Linked DNA regions of Mus musculus: region 1 is linked to region 2. A link is a loop called in an ENCODE intact Hi-C map of the cell type or tissue named here. Cell type or tissue: heart. All regions are shown on one strand. Links, peaks and the distances in the headings refer to the core of each region. The heading gives the core; the rest is flanking DNA.

Region 1 (11,128 bases), core at 3,985-6,484, 58 kb after region 2:
ATTTCAAATACCTTCTCTTAATGAACTACAATTTTGCCTCAAACAACAAGCCCACAGTAGGTGGTACGTTGGTATGACCTTTTCTTTTTCTTTTTCTTAAAGATTTTATTTATTTGTCATATATATAAATATAATGATGAGCACACTGTTGCTGTCTTCAGATACACCAGAAGAGGGCACCGAATCCCATTACAGATGGTTGTGAGCCACCATGTGGTTGTTGGAGGAATTTGAACTCAGGACCTCTAGAAGAGCAATCAGTGCTCTTAACCACTGAGCCATCTCTCCAGCTCTGGTACAATTTTTCAAATGGGAAAACAGACTGGAAATTTTGCTTTGCTCTACTAGGATCAGCCACACTTCCTGCTTTTATGCAGCACTGGTGTCTGCATTATAGCTATTTGAAGAGTTACTCCCTGATGGCAAAGAGCAGTAGGTGGCAATGTTATCCCTTCCTTCTATCTATCTCGCAGGGACAGTCACACAGAACTCAGAGATGACCTGTCTGTATCATGAAGTCTGTGAAACTGTGCCAGGATGGAACAGTAGTTGTCATAGGTTAGCACAGAACTCTGACCATCTCTTGGCTCTCCTGTTGGACTCTGGGGTCAGATAAATGATCCAAAGCAAGAGTAAGATTCCATGGACCAGAAGTGGGATGGACGTGCTAAACAGTGAGCCAGCTGTGGCAAAGTCACAGGAGGCCTGAAAGCAGGCAGGGATCTGAAGATAAAAATCTGGGAGAGGCTGTGACTTAGAACTCTCCTTACAGGGCAGGCTGCAGGATCCTGAGTTGAAGGCAGAGGTGAGGAGGGGCTCCTTTGAGTCCAGAAAAGAAAACAAAGCAACACAACAGGTGTCTTCCTCGTGCTGAGTACAGAATGAAACTGCCCAGAGTCGTCTCAGCGGGAGCTGTCTCCCTCTCACAGTGAAGCAGGCAGCTGACAGGGTTCCCAGAATCTCTCTCACTCATAGAAGTGAGAAGCACCAGGAGAAGCAGATCTGCGGTTCTAGATGGCGTACCAGTCACCTCTGTTAGCGTTCTGTCTAAACTCCGCCCCCCAGTTACCTGGCAACAGCCAGGTATGCTCCGCCCCACAGTTACCTGGCAATAGCCAGGTATGCTCCGCCCCCCAGTTACCTGGCAACAGCCAGGTAGGCCTGACCCACTATAAAAGGGGCTGCTTGCCCCCTCCTCCCTCTTTTGTCTCTCTTGCTCTCTTGTTTCTTTCTTGCCCTCTTGGGCTCTTCCCTTCCCTCTCCCTTCCTCATTTCCTTCTCCCTCTCTCCATGTGTTCCTGGACGGCCTCCACTTACCTACTCTCCCTCTCTGCCTTTCGCTGCCTCTACAACCTTCTCAACTCCCCTCCCAATGCCCTGAATAAACTCTATTCTATACTATACTATACTATACTATACTATACTATACTATACTATACCGTTGTGTGGCTGGTCCCTCAGGGGGAAGGGATGCCTTGGCATGGGCCTGCGGAGGCACCCCCTTCCCCTATACCTCACCACACCCCTCCATAGAACATATTCCTTCTCTCTCTATCTTTTTATAAACACATCAACCTCCCCAAATCAGATTCCAAGAGACAGCTGACAAAACAGCCTATTAAAACAGGAAGTCACTGAAGAGTGAATTTTGTAGATTATATTTTGCCAAAAGCTTAAAGTGGGAGAAAAGTACTAGAAAAAAAATGAATCATAACTTCTTACTAGAGAAAAATATTCTATAAAGCAGAAACGAGAAGAAATGAAATGTGTACAAGTGACTAGGAAAGAGAGCCAACTTCAAGTATGGAACAAAAACTGGAGTTCTCAATGTATTTATTTATTTACTTTAATCGGGTTTTTTTTGTTTGTTTGTTTTTTGTTTGTTTTGTTTTGTTTTTGAGAAAAACCATGTAGCCCCGGCTATTCCAGAATTCACTATGTAGACAAGCTTGGCCAAGACCTCATAAAGATCCACCTGCCTGTGCCTCCAGAGTGCTGGGACTAAAGGCGTGTGCTACCACTGCTCTGTTGAGTTTTGAACATTTTAAAAATTAGACTAGATCATCTTCAAACGTGGCAGAGCTGAAGGAAGCTGGGTGATTTGGGAAAGAGAGCAGAGGATAAGCCCTGTTCATTTCAGTTCCGTTCATACTAGAAATAAAACACCTAGCAGGTAAGGCCTTCTCTGTAGTAAAAAAAAAAAAAGTATTTAAAAAATCCTGGCACAGGGTTTCTTCCTACCTTAGACCATATTTGCTCCCAGATGAAAGACATACATTGATGTATTTATAAAATGATAAAGAGGGGGGGGTATGTTTTATGGAGGTGTGGTGAGGTACTGGAGGAGGGCGTGCCTCGGCAGGCCCATGCTGAGGCATCCCTTCCCCATGAGGGACCAGCCACACATAGTATAGTATAGAATAGAGTTTATTCAGGGCATGGGGAGGAGAGTTAAGAGGGCAGTAGAGGCAGAGAGAGAGAGTAGAGAACTAGATGAGTAGAGGCTGGTCATGAACACATGGAGAAAGAGGGGGGAAGGGAATGGCAGGGGTGGGGGAAGGAAAGCAAGAGAGAGCAAGAGAGTGAGGAGGGGGCAAGCAGCCCCTTTTATAGTGAGTGGGTCAGGCCTACCTGGCTGTTGCCAGGTAACTGTGGGGGGAGCTTAGACAGAATGCTAGCATATATAGCCTTGTATTTTTTACTATGCAGCACAATAGCTGGTCAATTGCCTCTACACACACACACACACACACACACACACACACACACGCTGTTAGAATCTATTTTCTTACCAATAAGTTATCACTAACTATCTTTTATGTTCCATCTGGGCTGCTCTTAGCTCCCAGCTTCTCCTTATTCCTCCTGCCTTTCTTCCATGGCAGCTTGATTCTTCTCTCTCCTCCTCCCTGCTCCCTCCTCCAAGCCCAGCAAAACTCAACCGGTCTATTTCTCTTCTCTCCAGCCATTGACTGCTGACATCTTTATTTGCCAATCACCAACAACCGAGGACAGGGTCAGATGTCTTATGCTCAGACTCCCTCATTGGGGCAAACAGTCTTAGGGGCCCCAGATTAGCATTAGAATACACACAGCATTAAGCCAATCTGTTACACTTCTCCTCAAGGGAAGTTCTACTGTCTGTCACCTTAGGTCTGACTGAGTGCTCAGGCCCTTCTCTGACACAGCTTTCTAAGGGCAAGTGTGTCCTACCTTCCATACAATAACACACACCCTCATTGACTGCCCAGAAGTACAAAACCACTTCCACCACAGTGAGAATCCTAAACCAATAACACAGAAGTGACATTCTCCATCTGCTGTCCTCATGTTCAGGTACAGAAAATAAGCAGAGCATCCAGGATGGGGCTGTAGGTCTGTAGTTCTGAGCAATTCAATGACCACACCCTTGTGTTCTAATGGGAACCATTGGAGAGGTAACCCAGAAGTCTCTTCTAGCCCAAGATAGACAGGTACAAACCTCTCAGTGGAAGTGCTTCTGTGATCGTTGCCAGGTTTTTGGGAGGGGTAAGTCTAAAACCAAAAGAGTTTGTCTGAAGAGACCATTTGGGGGCTGTCCTGATTAGAATATAATTTCCATGTCTCCCCAGCCTAGGATTTATGTGCCAGAAGCTTGGTCCCCAAGGTGTGGTATTGGGATGGTGATATGGATGATGTTTTGAGAGAGAGGAAGTTGCAACACTGGAAACATCGCCTGCCACGGAGATTAATATCGTTCTTGTAGGACCCTAATTAATTCCTGCAAGTTGTTGTTAAAAAATGTAAGCCTGGTGCCTGGATCTCTCTTGTTTCCTGCCTTGTTTGGGTTGTTTTCTTTGGAAGATAACTCCAGTGTTGAGTAAGTTAGCTTAAACCTTGACCTTAGATGGCCTCAAGCTGAGCGCCCACCTCCACTCCTCCCAGACACCAAACCACAAGTCTGGTGATGAAATGAAGCTTAGCTCTGGTGGTATGGGAACCCCCACACATGCATTGTGTGTGTTCATTCTAGGACCACTCCCTAAGATGCGTCCAATAGAGACTTGGACTATCCTGTTCCAGTTAGTGTGTGTGTGTGTGTGTGTGTGTGTGTGTGTCTGTGTGTGTGTCTGTGTGTGTGTTTGTCTGTGTGTGTGTCTGTGTGTGTCTGTGTGTGTGTGTCTGTCTGTGTCTATGTGCAGAGTATGTGTCCATGCATGTGTGTGTGTGTCTGTGTGTCTAGCTGGCTGTGTCTGGCTGGCTGTGTCTATGTGCACAGTATGTGTCCATTCGTGTGTGTGTGTGTGTGTGTGTGTGTGTGTGTGCGCGTGCGTGCATGTGTGCATATGTATATGCTTGTGTATACGTATGGGTGTGTGTGTGTGTGTGTGTTTATGAACTCAAGGTTATTCCCACATGGTCTTCAACAGGATTTCCTTCTCCCTCTTAGCAGCTTTTCCCTCTCTAAAAACTGCTATCCCTCCTCATAACTATCTTACTTAGCAGCTCTTTTTTTTCTACATTTTTTCCTGTCTCTGTTATTTACTTTTGTTTTATTTCCATAGAAACCTAGCTCTGAAACATATCAGCAGGACAATCTAATTCAACACTCTCATCTTACAGATGAGGAGACTAAGGCCCTGAGAGCACAATCTACATTTTATTCCAATGAGACACAGACCGGTGAAGAGAGGGGATGGGGGCGGGGGGGGGGTTGCTCACAGAATGACCCAGCTCCTGTCAGGGCACTGGCTGTGTTTCTAGACCTTGACGTCAATGGAGCTTCTTGGGGTGGCAAGCTCTCCCTGCACCCCAGAGTGCCCCAGAAGCCCAGCGGTGTGCAGAATTGTGAAAGGCTCTTGGTTCCCCAAGAATAAGCTGTCTCTGCCTCTGACATTTTCTTCAGATTTTTGGGTCTGGTGAAGGCCAGCTTGCTTCTTTCTCAGCTTCCCAGAAGCCTTGATGTCATCCAGAATGTTTCCCCTCGCTCTCAGTTGACCCGGTTCCCCATCGTGTTGCATGGTCTTCCTTTGGCAAGCAGCCCCCTGCTTATTCAGCAGCAGGATGTCTCATTTTACCTCTCCTGGGTGTCTGATGCCACCTGGTTGTCCCTGAGCAGAGATTCATGACACCACTGCATTTGGACCACCCCCAGTGGAATCTTGCTGCAATGTTTCTGCCTCCCCGGGAACTGGGCCATGACCCATCCACACCTGCACACAATGCCTGCCAAAACATGATGTGTTGAGGAAGCCATGTGCAGAGCTTAAGGGCGAAGGAGATGTGGTTTGGGAGAGTACTGGACATTTGTAGCCCAGGACTTCTCCCTCGCGGGACAAAGTAAGGCAGAAAATCAAGTGGCCTTGGAACCATGGAATATTAACCGGGAATGGAACCTGAGAGATGGTCTAGATGAGTCCAGTGGGTGTCAGATCTAAGATCCATCTGAATCACCTTGGGGTGGGGGCTGTTAATGATGCAAAGCCCCAAGCCCTTCCAAGACACATGGTGGATTTACTTGGATGTGGCAAAGCTCAGGAAAATGACTCACCTGTGAGTCCTGGGGTTCAGATTCATAGTCATCTACACATACCTCCTCACACAAAGATGGGGGCTAAGAGTGAGGCTGGGGGAATCCCCCACTTGCTAGTCCTCCCTCTGCCTGGGTGATAGTGGCTATGGCTCCCTGCTATGCAGATGGGAGCTGATAGCTGCTGCTACATTCGGCCTGCTTTCCCTTTGTTTTCTAGGATACTTCCTGTGTGTCTCCTGTCCTCACTCAATGAGGAGGAAGGAGGGGTACCTGGGGTGAAGGGAAGAGCATATTGGCGCAGGCGACGATGCCACAAACTAGTGACTGTACTGATAGCAAGCACAGCTTCAAGTCCTTCATTAACTCTGCCATTCCCGAGACACAACATCCCCTCAAAGTCTATTGATGAAGAGCCATCAGCCATCTGTCAGCCCATTAAATGTGTGTCCAGTCCTCCACCTAATAAAACACCCCACAAACATCTGTTCCGACTGGTTTTTCTTTTTTTTTTTTTTTTTTTTTTGGAGTCCAGCCAACCCCTCTCCTCCTTCATCTTCCCTGGTCATCTGTAATTTACTCCCACTCTGTGGGATGTGACAAGATGTGGGAAGAGAGATTAACCCAAAAGTTGCATTCTTGAATCTCAAACTTGCCTGACTTCGTTTTGTTTCCACCTTGTTAGCATCTTCGCAGTGACCAAGGTGTCAAGCCTTTTGCCTCGGTGGCATTTCCAGCTCTCAAGGGGATAGCAAGGGTCATCACATACATGTGATCGCCACAGGAGGCATTTGAAGATTTCTACTGGGAATGTGTTTTTAGAAGTGGTTTTATCTTTCAATCGGCATTCCTCTTTAAAATTAAACTAGCCGTTTGATTCTTCGCTGCCTCGTGTGCAATTTCAAATCATTTCCTCTCGCAGGGCTTGCCAAAAAATCTCACAAATGAGAAGATGTTTTATATCCTCAGTAGAAGTTTTCTTCCACTCACTGACATTAATCACCAAATGCCAAGAAAGGCAAATAGACAAGACAAAGCAGCCGGCATAAATTATAGGGTAAGGCGCACAGATAAGAGCAAAGTCAACTGCTCTGTGTACCACCTCAGATCCCTTTTGGAACTAGATGGTGGCATAAATCTCACGTTATAAATAAATGAGACATTTCTGCACTGTGTTACACTAACACTGTAAAACACACGTTACGGTTCACCCCCTCCTAAGTATGCAAGCATTCGAACCAGAACTAAAATGACTCAACACACACACAGCTTTGTTAAGTGAAGGTGACTTTGACACAGGGATAAAAGAATCAAAGAATTCAAATGGCTGGGACACCTAAGAGCCAAAACATAGATTCCACTGTTGGGAAAACAGCCAGGACAGCGGATCCAGTCATGTTACACTTGTTTGTTTGTTTGTTTGTTTTTCGAGACAGGGTTTCTCTGTGTAGCCCTGGCTGTCCTGGAACTCACTCTGTAGACCAGGCTGGCCCCGAACTCAGAAATCCACCTGTCTCTGCCTCCCAAGTGCTGGGGTTAAAGGCGTGCGCCACCACTGCCTGGCTCATGTTACACTTTTAAGAATGTCATTCCTACAGTGAGTTTTCTGGCTCAGGGGAAGCAATGGCAGAAAGTCTGCTGATCAAATGTGTGTGTGTGCACATGTGTTTGTGTGTGTGCACTTACATGTGTGTGTGCACACATGTGTGTATACATGTGTATTCATACACATATGTGTATGCGTGCTTGAGTGAACATGTATGTTCACATGTGTGCACATGTTTGTACAAGTGTGTGTGTCCTAGAGACATTCCGAAGGTGCTAAGTAAATGCTGTGACTGAATGTTGATAGGGTGTTTATTCCAATAGAAAACCAGCACAAACAATACATTCCCATGAATAAGAGACTTCCAAATTTTATGAGTTTGAGGCCAAATCAAATATCTTACACTTTAGCACTGACAGTGATTTTTATGGTCATTTTATAGGAGACATGTTATTTTACTCACAGAAATATGGCGTACATTTATTGAAACTAATAGAAAAATCATAATTCTGTAGATGCCACAGTAGTCCAATAACCCCAGGCAAAGGAGTAAGACCAGATGGCTAACATGAAATATATCGACATCAATAAATACAAAAACACAACAAGTTCATTGATGAATGAAATCCTGCGTTCTTTATGTGATACTCTAAATGCAAATGGCGATCTTGCTTCGTAGAAAATGCCAATTCCTGAAAAGCCAGCTGTAATAGAAAAGAGATTTGACGGATGATTACTGCACTCTGGACAGAGTGAGTATACCGGTAAACTCGGAAAAACAGCAGCTAGCAGGAGACAAGTTGGAAAGGAATTCATAGATGTGAAACAGAAATGACCAGAGACAGAACAAAAATGGTCATTGGTAGAAAGATTTAAAATGACTAGCAAACTGAAAGATTCCAGTGCCATCCTTATACAAAGCTAAAGGTTTCCAACTGTACTAAATGAGAAGCCTTGATTCTGTTGTTACCATCATGCATCAGTGGGTTTAAAGTTACAACGCACATTGGCACACATTTGCAATGACCTTGAATCTATTTCCTTTTTTAGATTTATTTTTCTTGTGAGTTTTGCTGGCAAGTATGTAAATGCACCGTGTGTGTGTGTGTGTGTGTGTGTGTGTGTGTGTGTGTGTGGTACTCAAAGAGGCCAGAAGAAGGTGTCATCATTGGTAACTGGAGCTATAGGTAATTGTGAGCTACCATGTTGGTGCTGGGAACCAAACCTGGGTCCTCTGGAAGAACAACCAGTGCTCTAACTGATGAGCCATCTCTCCAGCTCCCTGAATCTATTTCTTATGCAACATGACCTGGGCTGGCTCCATGATCTGAAGAGGCAAGGCCGATACTGTCTGGCTTCTTAACACACCGTACACTGCAGGGCAGTGCTTAATGATTATAATAGATGCTCACTGGGAATGGGGAACCACACGTATATAGGGTATTGGGGTAACAAACGCCATGAGCCAACAAATCCGGTATTTTTTGGAGACCCATCGTGTTGTCTGATACATCAGAAGTGGTGTGTCCGTTATTTTAATTATCTCTTCAGCAAGAAGGATCTTAAATATTTAGAAGCCAAGAAAACCAATTTTTGAGTCAAATGCCTGAAGTCTGTTTAGCACATCATAACAGTTGGGGTTGTTGTTGTTGTTGTTTTAAACAAAAGGAAAGAGACTACAGACTGGTTGTTCTGTTAAGACAGGTTGGTGCCCAGAGCTGGAAGCAAGCAAGCATAGAAGCACTATGGGGAGGCTCTATGTGACACTAGAGAGTGGCCAGGTTGGCAAGAAGCCTGTGGATCGGGATGTAAATAACAGAGTGCTGGATGACGTGTGCCATTGAGTGGACCTGATAGTAGTTAGACTGCCATAATTAGCCCAGTAGTGTTCTGGGAGGCAACTGGTAAACTCCTCAGGAATTTGCTTCTAATTTACTTGGCTGCTGTAGCTTCCAGCTACCTCAACAAGAGAGAGGCGGGCACTCCTGCAACTCTTTATCTGGATTCCCACCCCTCCCCCACCGACAGGGTTTCTCCATGCAGCCTTAGCTCTCTGTCCTGGATCACACTTTGTAGATAGACTGGCCTCAAACTCACAGAGATCAGCCTGCCTCTTCCTCTCGAGTGCTGGGATTAAAGATGTGCTCCCGCCACCGCTTTGTCTGGAAATTTCAAAGCAATAAGAAGAAAACCAAAAACCGATCTCAGAACTACAATCCTATGTATACTCCTTCATCCCATCATCAAATCTGTGGCCACTCTGGACTCTGTACAAATTGAATGCAATGGGTAATTTAACACAAATTAAATAATAGTTGACTCTTCTACCCGAGGCATATTAATTGCAATTATATGATATATGTTATTTAATCCACTTTGACTCATAAAATACATGACAATGAAATACATGATGTAGAGTTTTCTATTGAAATGAATCACAAGGGCAAGCAAGATGGCTTAGCAGGTAAAAGTGCTTGTCACATAAACCTGACTACCTGGGTCTGTGGACGCTCACTACCTCCTGGTAAGTTTACAATATTGTGAGGTACCAGAGCACTCTGTAAAATTAACAGAGCAGGTCAAATGGAACCTCACTAGAACATTCTTACACAAGAAACAACTCTAGCACATTACAGGACGTGACCATCAAGACCAGCAGCAGCCAGAACAGCTTCTAAAATTGATGTGTTTATAAAAAGATAAAGAGAGGGGGGATATATTCTATAGAGATGTAGTCAGGTATCAGGGAAAGGGGTGCCTCGGCGGGCCCATGCTGAGGCATCCCTTCCCCCTGAAGGACCAGCCACATATAGTATAGTACAGAATAGAGTTTATTTAGGGCATGGGGAGGAGAGTTAAGAGGGTAGTAAAGGCAGAGAGATAGAAGAGTCGAGGAGTAGAGGCCGGCCATGAGCACATGGGGGGTTGGGAGGGATGGGAAGCAGAGAGGAACAAGAGAGCAAGGAGGGGGCAAGCAGCCCCCTTTATAGTGGGTCAGGCCTACCTGGCTGTTGCCAGGTAACTGTGGGGTGGAGCTTAGAATCTTAACAAAAACTGTTGATTCTGTCGCTCCTTGGTGATCAGCAGGGTTTCATTATTTGTAAGTTTTGAAGAGTTGGCAAACTGTCTTTGGCTGAATGAAACTGTAGAAACAAAGAATCTACCTAGCTCTAAGCCTGCTTAAGAACAAAGAACTGGACTATAAATATAGGGGTTTGAGGCTACCTACATTCACACCAAAATCCATGGTAGGAGATTCCCTTTATATAAGGAAATCTGGATGCTTTTAAAGAAATACTGATTTAAAAAAAAAAAAAGCAAAACAAAACAAAACAAAAACAGCCTTGTCCTGAAAAGCAATTTTATTGAATTGAAAACTCATTAAGTCAATGAAACACCCTTTACCAGGTTCAAAAAGTGAGCTTTTTATTTGTTCAATTATCCTTATAGGCAGTTCTTTAAAACTGGAAATTACAGATTTTTTTTTTAGCATTCAAAAATCCACTTCACTTTCAAAAGCCCCAAGTCTTTGCTTCTCCACCTCTCATCACGTCCCATCAGAGTGGATTTTTCGTTCACTTTGCTTTTCCAAAAGCCCTGGGGAAGGAAAGGAGAGGGGGAGTGTACCAGCTGGCTTCCTCAGCAAAAGAACGGAAGGCAGTTTTCACTCCAATGCAATGAACTGCAATGGGAGAAGTGTTCTCAGTGCACCCAAGTAGTTGCTGATGTTCTGAGAGAGGGATGCTCGTTCACCTTGTGGCTCAATGACCTGAAAGGGACAATCCCAGGAACGTAGGAAGGAGTAACACCAAGCCGAGCATTCTGGAAGACTCTGGATGCCCAGGTTGTGGTGCTGAGTCAGACATCCTTGAAGAGATCACCCCAGTGGCCTTCACACGCAGTTCCGAAGATGGGTCCTGGGCAGTGATCTGTCACCCCTCACAGATCACATGCTGCCTCTCTGTACCCCTCTACCTATTCCACTTTCAACAAACCTCCTGAACTACGACTGCTGGTGGGTCATAGGGCCTCAGCTTTGTGGAATGCCCACTTCATTGGGGGAATTCATTATC
Region 2 (11,128 bases), core at 5,364-7,863:
GATAATCTTACTGTGGTTACAGGTCCCTTTTAGTTAGTTTTTTTACAAATGAGATCTTTGGTAAAAAAGAAATATAGATGCTATGGCCTAAAGCTTTGAATCTATTGGATTGGAGATCTTGAGGCTATAACTCTCTGATGTGCAAGCGAAATAATTTAAGCCTCCTCTTTGAGGTGAGACACCATAAAATCAGAAATACGAGCACTCCTTGAAGAAGGGAGTCATGTTTTAGTGTGTCCTAAGAAGTCTTCGAGACGCAGGCAGTATGATTGGGAGAGGTTGCTGGGTTGTAAATCCTCCCGGATGCAGGGTAGAACTCAGGACTGAAGGCCTAGGGCACACAATCCAGGGCTCTAACTCCTAATTTCAGTGAAGAAGTCATATGGGAAACGTGTATACTCCTCTTTCAGAAGTGTTAGCTTCCTTTCAACCAAACCAGACACAGCTTGTGATGGCAGGTAGTTCCCCCGGCAAGACCTTAACTGTAGGTGTGATCACTGGGATTGTGTGCAGAGTGTGGCTTAGAAAAAAGTTTTAAAAAGCCACAAACACCTTGAAGCTAGAGGTGGCTCCTTAACTGTACTTTTCGGTGATACTTTGTTTTAGAATCAAGAAAGTGTGCTTGATTTTCTCTGTATCCAAACCGTTTGTTCCACATCTACAACAGCAAAGGTTCAGGCATAGTTCGAGGTTCCGAAACCCTCAAGCTGCCCCCCACCCACATGGCCCCTTATTTCCAACATCATTACTTCTGCCACTAATCTGTTTGTCAGACACCTGGTCCACTAGAATTATGCTTCTTAGCCTAGCTAGTGTCTCGCCAGCAATAAATGCTCAATTTAAGTTCATTGTTATTAATTTGGTTGTTAATTAAGTTGCAGAAGGAACTGATGAATTTCTTGAGTCTCCTGCCCTTGATCTCAGGCGAATAGGCAAACATTGTCTCAGGAGAAATGTGGGTAGTGATGTTTATGGACTGAACTGTGCGTCCCCTGTGCTCTCGGAGTGTTAGGACTTTTAAAGGAATAGCCAAGCTGATGAAGGCTTGCTTAGTGCAATTCACCTGTGACCCTTGCAGAAGGATGGGAGGACACACATGCATGATCTATTACTTAATATATAATAATGCTTATTACTCTTGTAGGGGTGACAAGAAAGAGGTCAGGGGGTGCTTCCTTTCCTGTGGCCACAGAAATAAATTAGAAGCACTACTGAAAGTCAGCCGTGTCTGTGAATGCACGTGTACCTGTGCGTGCACATGCGTGTGCGTGTTAGGGTGGAAGGGTCTGATTTCTAAAGACTGAAATCATACAATATCACCTCACTACCACTCTTAGAGGGTCTCTCTCTATATTTCCGGGGACCCAAGGAACTAAAGGGGCTTTCTGAGGCACACGGTTCTCTGAGTTGTAAAGCTGAGCAGCCCAGCTGCTCATACTGTAGTATTTATTATAGAATAGTGTGCTCTTCCATTCACCTTATAAAAAGACAGGAACTGGCTTCTTCATTGTAGTTGGCTTCAACCCACCAATGCCATGTGAATTTGCTGTTTAGATGATGCGCTTTGACTCCCCAGCCTCACGACCTCTCCATGTGAATCTACATATGGACTGGAGAGGGAATTGGCTGGTGAGGTTAGCTGTAATTTCCTCTGCTTCAGTTTCTGCCTCCAGGCTCCTGCCCTGAGTTCCTGCCCTGGTTGCCTTGACGACAGATTGTAACCTACAAGCTGAATAAATCCTTTCATCCTGACCAAGTTGCTCTTGGTCAGTGTTTTACCACCGCAACATCAAGCAAACTAGGACACCATAAGGAAGCTTTTCTCCTCTGTTGTGATGCTGTATTTCAAGAATACTGCCTCAGTAGATTGGTGTGTTTCTTTAACAGTCAATGCATCGCCTTCCACTTCCAGCTTGGAGTCTCCTTTTACATTGAAGCCCTCCTAAATAATTTACATCCTTGTGGCTCCTCCTGTTCTGTGAGTCTAAGAGAAAGTTTCATCTCTACGTCGTTTGCTGTATTAAAAATATTGATTTGCAAGCCAGCACATTGTTTCGCGTCTAATACATATTAAACAGTACATCTTCCCAGCCACAATAGCATCCGTTATAGGACAGGCAAAGGGTATACCACAGCACCCCAAGGAGGAGAAGAGAAATTAAAGGTGCCTCATTAGTAATTATCTCATGATGAATTACTGTGGCATTGTCTTACCAATCAATAGCCTGTATCTGGAATCAGCAGGGCTGAGCTCCCGGACTGGAGATCAGTTAGCGTGAGGGAAAGGTCAGAAGGACTGAGTCTGGGTGAGCTACTGCTAAGCAGCAGCTGGAGGGGAGGGACAGAAGTCACACAGGGTAGAAAGAATTCATAAAGCAAAGACTGGAGCTGGCTACCAGTCCATGGCCATGAGCATCCTGCTTGCTTTAGAATAGGCAGGATCCACTTCTCACTCGGTCATTTCTTCCATGCTAAGTCATGTGGAAACCACAGAACGCTGTCCAAATCAATCTCCCTGAATTAATTTGTCTTGGGCAAAGTACATATTCTTGATTGTCAGTGGTTTCTTCAATATTCCTGCAAGAAGTTGTTTTTCTTGTTGTGAATGAAGCTTAAAATATTGTGTGTGTGTGTGTGTGTGTGTGTGTATGTATGTATGTATGTATGTTAGATGTTTTCTTTGGGGGATTAAAAAAGAAAACGATTCCCTCAGCAATAGTATACAGCTTTGATCATTCTTTTCCTAACTACATTATGTGGTGTTTGCAGCCAGACCTCCACATCCTTAGAGTCAAGTAAACAGGTTAGAAGAAAAATTGTATCTGCACCAAGTCTCTCCAGTCCTCTTTAATCTTGTCGACATTTTCTAAGCTGCACCGTGGAACAAATGAGTATAGTCTTCACACTGGGTACCACAAGTCCTCTCTAAATGATTTAAGGTATATGGGAGCACCTGTATGCTCTGTAAAAACACTACACTGTTTTCTGAAGGAGACTTGACCACATGAGGGTTTGAATATTTAGTGATAAAGGGGGTTTTGATGAAGCCAATCTCCACCAATACTGAGGGACCACGGCACCTGGAAGGACACGCGCAAGAGGACAATAAATTCACAAGGAAATTCAGATGTCTCAAATGTCCTTTCTTGAGATTAGATTTCCAGCAACTCATGAAAGGGAAATAGGCACAGAAGAGCCAGGAAGTCTAACAAGACTCATACTCAAACACTCACACGTGCACAACACACATACACACACACACACACACACACACACACACACCACACGGATTTACTCTTACTAAAATAGTTTTACATGCCCAATATTCCTTTCACGACCAACAGTGATGGTGTAGCTAGCAGATGGTCACCTGACCCTAGGACAGTGATGGCACAGTTATGAGATGGTCACCTGACACTAGCTCAGTGATGGTGTGGCTAGCAGATGCTCACCTGACTCTGACGTCACCTGTTTCCTTTTTCCCCGTGGCTAGTAGCATTTAAGTGAGTTTCAGCTGCAATAAAATTAGAATTCTCTAGAGTGGTGGGATGAGTGGTTTCCACATCTAAAGATGCTAAATAAGGCTGTGACAGAAACCACTGGTGGATGGGATACTGAGGGACTGAGCAGGCAAAACTGGAGCTCAGAGGGATCCTCCCACAGCTGCCCAACAGCAGATCTCACTGCAACACCCAGAGTGCAGTTCTGTTGTGCTAAATCCCAGCAGTGAAAGCCTGCATGGCCCAGACTTCCCCTTTGTAAAAGAATCTAGGAGTGGGCTTTGAAGCCCCCACCCCCACCTGGAGCAGGTAGGTCTAAAGGACAGTCCCCCTGTATCCTGGTCCATTTTTCTGCTTTATTTTTCCTTAATGACTCCAGCTGCCAGGTGATATAAAAAGCTGGGATTTCCATGTCTGATCTTCTCTCTCTCTCTCTCTCTCTCTCTCTCTCTCTCTCTCTCTCTCTCCCTCTCCCTCTCCCTCTCCCTCTCCCTCTCCCTCTCCCTCTCTCTCTCTCTCTCTCTCTCTCTCTCTCTCCCTCCCTCTCTCCTTCCCTCCCTCCCCCCACCCCTCATATTCCCGAAGCCATGGTCAAGTGCAGGATGAACTTTAAAAAAAAAAAAAAGCAGTTTCATGATTCCCTTTTACTGTGACTCAGGTGAGGAGATACGTAGATGCCTTGACAACAACAAAAGGATCTGGCCCTGTGTCCATCTACACCATCAGTAGCTCCTTTGTCAGTAACTCACACAGAGCAAGTTGGGTGGGGTGGCACAGGTCTGTAACCTTAAGTCCCAACACAAGTGCGAGTCTGATGATACTTAGAGACCAGATCAAAGACAGCCTTGAGTGTATGAGACTCTGTCTTAAAAGTTAAAAATAAAATAAAATAAAATAAAATAAAAAATAAAAGTATGGAGGGAGGGGAGAGTGAAAGTTGGAGTGAGGGAGGGGATGAGAGAAGGTAGGGGAGGAAAAGGGAAGGACAGAGAGGAAGAGGGGGGGGAGTGGGGGTGGTTTTACAGAATCACTTATTCCTGTTGTAAAAGAGACAGGAATGTTAGAGAAAGTGACAATCCTAAGATAAAACATCAATATATTTTTAAGACTTCAGGAAACTTCCATAAAGATCAGAGCCAGGGCAATCTCCAGTTTTCGGACTTTTACGTCCGTACACCACTTGAATCTCTGATGATGAAAGCATGTAATATTTCATGACAGAAAATTGTCAAGCTACTATGTCATCCTGTAACCATATGGAATCTCCACCAACCCGTCTGCTTTTGTGGTGATCTATGCTTAAAAAAAAAAGAAAAAAGAAAAAAGTATATGCTGGAAATTTCAGACAATAAATCGAAGACTTTCAGTACTATAGCACAGAAAGCTTTCAGAGGGAGTGCACACACATGTATGTGTGCATGCGTGTCCTGGGTGGGGTCAATCTACACTGACAAAGTCTAAGGAATTCCAGTACTGACTTGGATATGTAATATAGCGGCCAAGATCACACAGTGTTTTCTTCGAGTGGGTTTACAAACCTGGGTTCCCTGGCTGACAGGAGCTTGGCAGAGTCCATCCACTCTCCAGGCAGTCGAGGAGCTAATTTTCTACACTGGGACCATGTCACCTGTGGATGGTCTTCCTGCTGATGGTCTTCCTCCATGGATACAAGATGACTGGCTGTGAGCACGGCCTTCATTAGTGACCAACCCAGGGTAATGAAATTATGCCCTGCGACTCAGTTTTCCTAGCTAGGAAATTAGATAATAAAATTAGTAGTTTTGCTTTTAAGAAGATTATGGGAGAGATGATGCAGGGCAAAGTACAGCCCAGTCAACATCAGATATGACAGATTAAAAGTTTAAAATTCTGATTAACTGCCACCAGGAATGATGTATATATTAAATAGAAAATAAGAATAGATTTGGAGATAGTAAAACTAGGAAAAGAACTGTGTTATGGGCCAAGTAATATTCCCCTAGGATTCAAACTTTGAACTCCTAACTCCCAATACTTCAGAATGGGGATGAAGAAGTTGGAGTGGGAGCCTTAGAGAGGGGATAAAATTATAGCTTTATTGTTTTCATATTTTATTTTAAATACATTTATTACATTCTTAATTTATATATTACATAATTTATAATAAATATATAAGAATAAAATACTCTATTACATTATTTTTAAAATATTTATATTTTATATTTTAAATAATTTATTTATTTTTACTTTGTGTGCATTTGTATTTTGTCTTCATTATGTCTGTGTGAGGATATTGGATCCGTGCAGTTACAGACAGTTGTGAGCTGCCATGTGGGTGCTGGGAATTGAACCTGGGTCCTTTAGGAAGACTAGTCAGTGCTCAGAACTGCTAAGCCAACTCTGCCCCTTCCCCAAGAGGTGATAAAGTTAAAACAAGGCGTTCAGGGCTCTCTAACCCAACAGGCCTGTCATCCTCAGAAGAAAATGAGCAACCATGATGGGCACTCACAGAGGAAAACCTACTTGAAGATTACTGTACCTACTTTTCTTGTTGCTCAAACAAAACAAACAACCTAGCACAAGCAAATTAAGAAAGGGCTTATTCTGACTTGCAGTGTGCGGGCCTGCATTAAAGGTGGGTCTTCTCACCTTAATTAACCCAGTCTAGAAACTTCTCCACAGACACGGCACAGGCTTATTTCCTAGGTGATTCCAGACCCTGCCATGTCAACAATCAGTGTTAACCCTCAGGAGCATGCCATGAGAAGGTGACAAGGAGACAGACATCAGGAGAAATCAAACCTGCTATACTTGATTTCAGACTGAAGCCTCCAGAATTGTGAGACAATATGTTCCTGTCAGTTAAACAGGTTAGCCTAGGGTAATTTGTATAATAACTCTGAAACATTAATATAGGTAGATAAGTATAAGAAACTGAGGAGGAGGAGGAGCAGGGGAAGAGGAGGAGGGGAAAGAGGAGGAGGGGGAAGAGGAGGAGGGGGAAAAGGAGGAGTTAGCAACAGTTTAACATTGGTGGCAAACATGGACATGCACATGTGAAGTCTCAATCTATCTCAACACTGATTGTTGATCTATGGCATCAGAACCGTGGAGGGAAACCTGGCTAAGAACATAACAAGAGAGGGAAGAAGAGATGGCTCAGTGGTTAAAGGCACTGGCTGCTCTTGAAGGGGGTCCAGGTTGGATTCCTAGCATCCACATAGCAGCTCACAGCCATCTGTAACTCCTGTCCCAGAGGATTCGGTACCTTCTCTGACTTCTACAGACACTGCATGCACACGACACGCAGACATACATCCTAAATATCACTCCACAATAACGACAGAGCAGTGGTATCATGGGAAATTAAAAACAACGAAATGAGTTCCGGGGTAGCCAGGGCTACACAGAGAAACCCTGTCTTGAAACCAAAAACAAAAACCAATCAACCAACCAAAGAAACCAAAACAAAACATGGAGGCAATTAAGGACACAGACTGTTGACACCTTCCCCATGCCAGAGGAGAACATGAAACAGCCAAAAATGTAAGGAAAAAAGTTCTTAGACAGAATGGAGGATAAACTTCCTGGTATTTCAGGGTAAACAGTGTCTATAAATACACTATAACACAGACTAATTTTACAGCTGAAATCTGGGGCCATACGAACTTCCAGACAATTGTAACCCAGCAGATGGTGAGGAGGATGTGAGTGTTAAAACACTCTGAATTTCAGGAGCAGGATTGAAAGACTGTTTATCGCTGGATATATATATATATATATATATGTATATATATATATATTTTAAGTGTGTTACAATGTAGGGATGACTGTCTGAAGACTGGAAAGGAAGCATTTGATCCCTAGGTGAAAGATTAATAAAAAAGGATTAAATATCAACAGAAGACAGGAAAGAGGGAGAGTGATTTAGAAAACACGGTGGGAAGCGTTCACAAGGTGCAGGATAGGGTTTGGGGATTCTGGGTAAAGTCTTTGCTAAGCCCCAGGCTTGACTTCTAACACCCAAATAAAAATTGTGTACACAGAATTGTGATGTGCCTAATAGGTTAGTTGGTCATGAGCTTTTCTTCAAATAAAGCAGGAGCCTCAGGACTAGCCACTGTGAGTTTCCACATCTATAGAATGGGGATGAGAGGTACAGCCAGGATTAAGTAAGCTAGGGAGGGTTTCCAGCATCTTATGCACTGCTTAAAGACCACATGGTACAGTATCCAAAAGCAAAGAATAAAATGGAAAAAGACCTGTTCAAATGTTGCTCTAGTTGACTTTCTATTGCTGTGATAAAGACCATGATCTAAGCAACTTGGGGAGGAAAGGGTTTATTTGGCTTACACTTCTACATCCATATTGTCTGTCACTGAAGGAAGCCAGGACAGGAACTCAAGGCGGGAACCTGGAGGCAGGAGCTGAAACAGAGGCAATGGAGGAAAGCTGCTTACGGGCTTGCTCAGCCTGCTTTCTTAGAGGTACCCAAAGCCACCTGCCCAGGGCTCACTCTGCCCACGGTGGGCTGGGCCCTCCTATAACAATCATTAATCAGAAACAGGCCCCACGGACTTGCTCATAGGATAATCTGGTGGAGGCAATTCCTCAATTGAGATTCCCTCTTCCCAAATTTGCATAGGCTTGTGTCTAGTTGACAAAAACTAATCAACACAAATAACACAAATATAAGGAGAAGAGCCGGAAGTAGGAACAAAATGGGGAGTTGGAAGCCAGAGTGACAGAGCCTGAGAGTCACTGTTCTCAATGACACTGTCCTCACTACCAAAGGGCTGATATGTCACACATGATGTGGAACCTCCATGTTAACTTTAGAAGTAGTCTTACAGTAAAGACAATCTCAGTTCACTCCTGTTTATGATTAAACCTCTGTTTCTCAAGGATTGGGCTATGCCCCACCTGTAAGCTTAACTACAAATGGCTTTATTTCAAAGGATTGATTACTACTGTCTTCAAGCCTACCTTTGCTTCAGAAGGTCATATGACCACCTATGACGACCTTGCTATAATACCTGTTGTTATGGCTACCGTGCTATGAGTATCTGTTGATACGACGACTTTGCTATGCCCACACTGTAACCATGTCTTTGTTTCAAGAGGTCAGTAGGACTACCTTGCTTGTTCTGCTCCTGTAACTCCGACTATTTTGCCTACCAAATCCCCCATTTAGGAACCCCCTGCTCCTGGGCTATAAAAGCTTTGCTTTCCTCACATCCAATGCTGACCTCTCGAGCCCTACCTTAGTGGGAGGCAGCCTTTGAATGCAAATTTTAAAAAGCTTACTTAAATTAATTTGACCATAATGATTCCAATCAGTAATCTTTCTCCTCCCATCTTTGGAATTAACAGAGAACTTAAGAGATGGCTATGAGCACAGAAGTGTCTGAGAGAGCTAGTGACACACACATACACACGCACACTCCCCCTATAATACACAACACACACACACACACACATGCACACACATGCACACTCCCCTCTACAATACACAACACACACATACTCCCACCCCAATACACAATACACACATGTATGTATGCACACACATATACAATACATAATGCACACAACACAACACACAGGCCTCATGCTCAGAATATAGGAAACTCATAATAACAATTAGTTGGATAAGTCAGTAAATTTTAGCTTAGGAAGAAAAATCTAACATTAGTGGATTTCTTAAATATGATAGAAATTGCCCCAAGACAAGAACTTCAGTTTTTAATAATTAAATGTAATAGAACGATCTATTTTTTAATGTAAGGCCATTAAGTTCAATATCTAGCCTTAGATAGAAATATAACAGGAAATTTGAACATGGTGAGCTTAAAATATCCACAAATGCGACAACGCAATTGACTGGGGCAGTCTGACCTTGCCTCGCTGTGATTTCAATGACTCATAAGGGACAAATCTCATTACGAGGCCCACCAGGACAGTCAGAATTCTCATCTGTGCAGTCACGAGCTCAGCTCTCAAATCTGCTCCTTCTCAAGAGAACGAATGTTCTATGCTCTACAGCTCTGACTTCACGAGAGGAATGGCTGCCACGAATATGGGTTCAAATGACATGTGCTTCATTTTATTCTTAATTAAGAATATTTATGCGTACATGTGTGTGCCCGAATCATATACATATATGCACACCCCATGCATGAAGTGCCCATGGAGACCAAAAGAGGGCATCAGATCCTCTGGCACTGGAGTTACAGATACTGTGAGCTGCCACGTGGCTGCTGAGAACCAAACCCAGGTCCTCTGCAAGAGCAGCCAATGCTGTTAACTACTGAGCCTTCTCTCCAGTCCCATGCCTTTGATGTCTCCCCTTCTGATACCGCACCCACTACCCCTTACAATTTGTAATGTAAACCCCCAGCTGTCTGGGCTGCATTTGGAGACGAGTGTAGGTTTGCTTCTGTTGGGACAGCATCGCACAAAATGTCTTTATTGCGTCAGTGGCTGGGTTACCTTGTTTCTCTTTGATACACACTAGTTATTGGTGGATCCAAGTTCTATTTTAGGAGATTCTGAGATCATGTGATATTTTAGACCAGGCCAGGGAGTGAACTCTGCTGCACTTCCTTCCGTAGCCCCACTGCCTAGTAGGCCACGTCTCTCTGCGTACATTTTTAGAGTAATGATTGCAATCAGAAAAAAAAGTAGAAATTGATGTAACACTCGTTCACCAAATAGCCAGAGGACTTTTAAAGCAACACATCAACGGGTCCTGGTTCTAAGCTCAGGGCTTCGTGTACCACTTTAGGCAGAATCAGATTTTCACTGCCACCATCAAATGCCCAGATGTGATTTTTTTTTCCCCCGTAAGTTCTAGTCATTCTTTGTGAACTTCAAACTGTCTTTGGAAATGCATGGCCTACTTTCATCTCAGAGAGTCTGATTGCTGTAACAGCACCGTCTGCATGAAAGAAAACTTACTAAAGTTGAATTAAGTGGCGAAGATTTAATTTGAAAAGTATCTGAGAAAGAAAGGGTAAAAACCTTTGTAAGGATCCCAGAGGAGCACACCAGCTTAAATGCAAACAGCGTTTGACTTTCTGGAAAGAGAAGTTCATTGTACTAGATTATAATTCAATTTCTACATTCCACACACTCTAATTTCCTCCCTGTAATAGTCAAATAAAATTAAAGAGTGAAAAGGAAGGGCATTTTCCACTTTCTAAAGCAAAGTTAAATGCCAGCATGCATGGAAATTCATTTTGGAACCTGACGTGAATTTGGCCAACAGGCACTTCTTATATTAGTTCCAGGGGTTCTATTTGGATCTATTTTTTCTTTTAATTCAGGTGAAATCAAAGTGCTTTTGTCTGGTGGTTGGAGAAAAATTAATGCCATTCTCTTATGTGCTTTCTAGGATGTGTTTCTGGGTGGTTTGTCTCCACTCTGCCATTCCTGAGAAGAGTCAATAGCAAGGGGAGAAAGCCAGGTTCTGGCCATGCCAGGGTTGCCATTTCCAGCCACAGAGCAGTAAACCAGAGGCAGGCATCGCTATGAGCCACACTGCAGGGTTCATACAGCTCTTTCTGGGTGAGAGATGTGGAAACTCTGAATGTGCCTCACCCATCCTGATACACAGTCCTCAGGCCATGTATCTCAGGCACAAATAT

Evidence for each region. Hi-C counts contacts between places; a loop is a spot of excess contacts. Peaks named below come from ENCODE experiments on the same cell type or tissue, not always from the same donor. Only the 100,000 strongest peaks of a DNase experiment are listed, where the experiment ranks them.
Region 1: it touches region 2 in a loop (2.1-fold over the local background); 3 of 42 quality-filtered maps call a loop at or near these places.

The regions. Positions count from the first base shown.
Region 1 is chr5:149,863,615-149,874,742 of GRCm38, reverse strand. 4930500F04Rik (RIKEN cDNA 4930500F04 gene) reads right to left here. Exons shown (of 4, transcript NR_045758.1): 4 at 10,463-10,652. Among named protein-coding and RNA genes, the nearest start is that of 4930500F04Rik, 21 kb to the right of the region's middle. In heart, for the core only: no CTCF peak of the experiment used is centred there; a DNase peak (open chromatin) is centred at 5,102.
Region 2 is chr5:149,922,986-149,934,113 of GRCm38, reverse strand. Gm38754 (a long non-coding RNA gene) reads left to right here. Exons shown (of 4, transcript XR_868744.1): 4 at 1,661-2,044. Among named protein-coding and RNA genes, the nearest start is that of Gm38754, 19 kb to the left of the region's middle. In heart, for the core only: no CTCF peak of the experiment used is centred there; no DNase peak of the experiment used is centred there.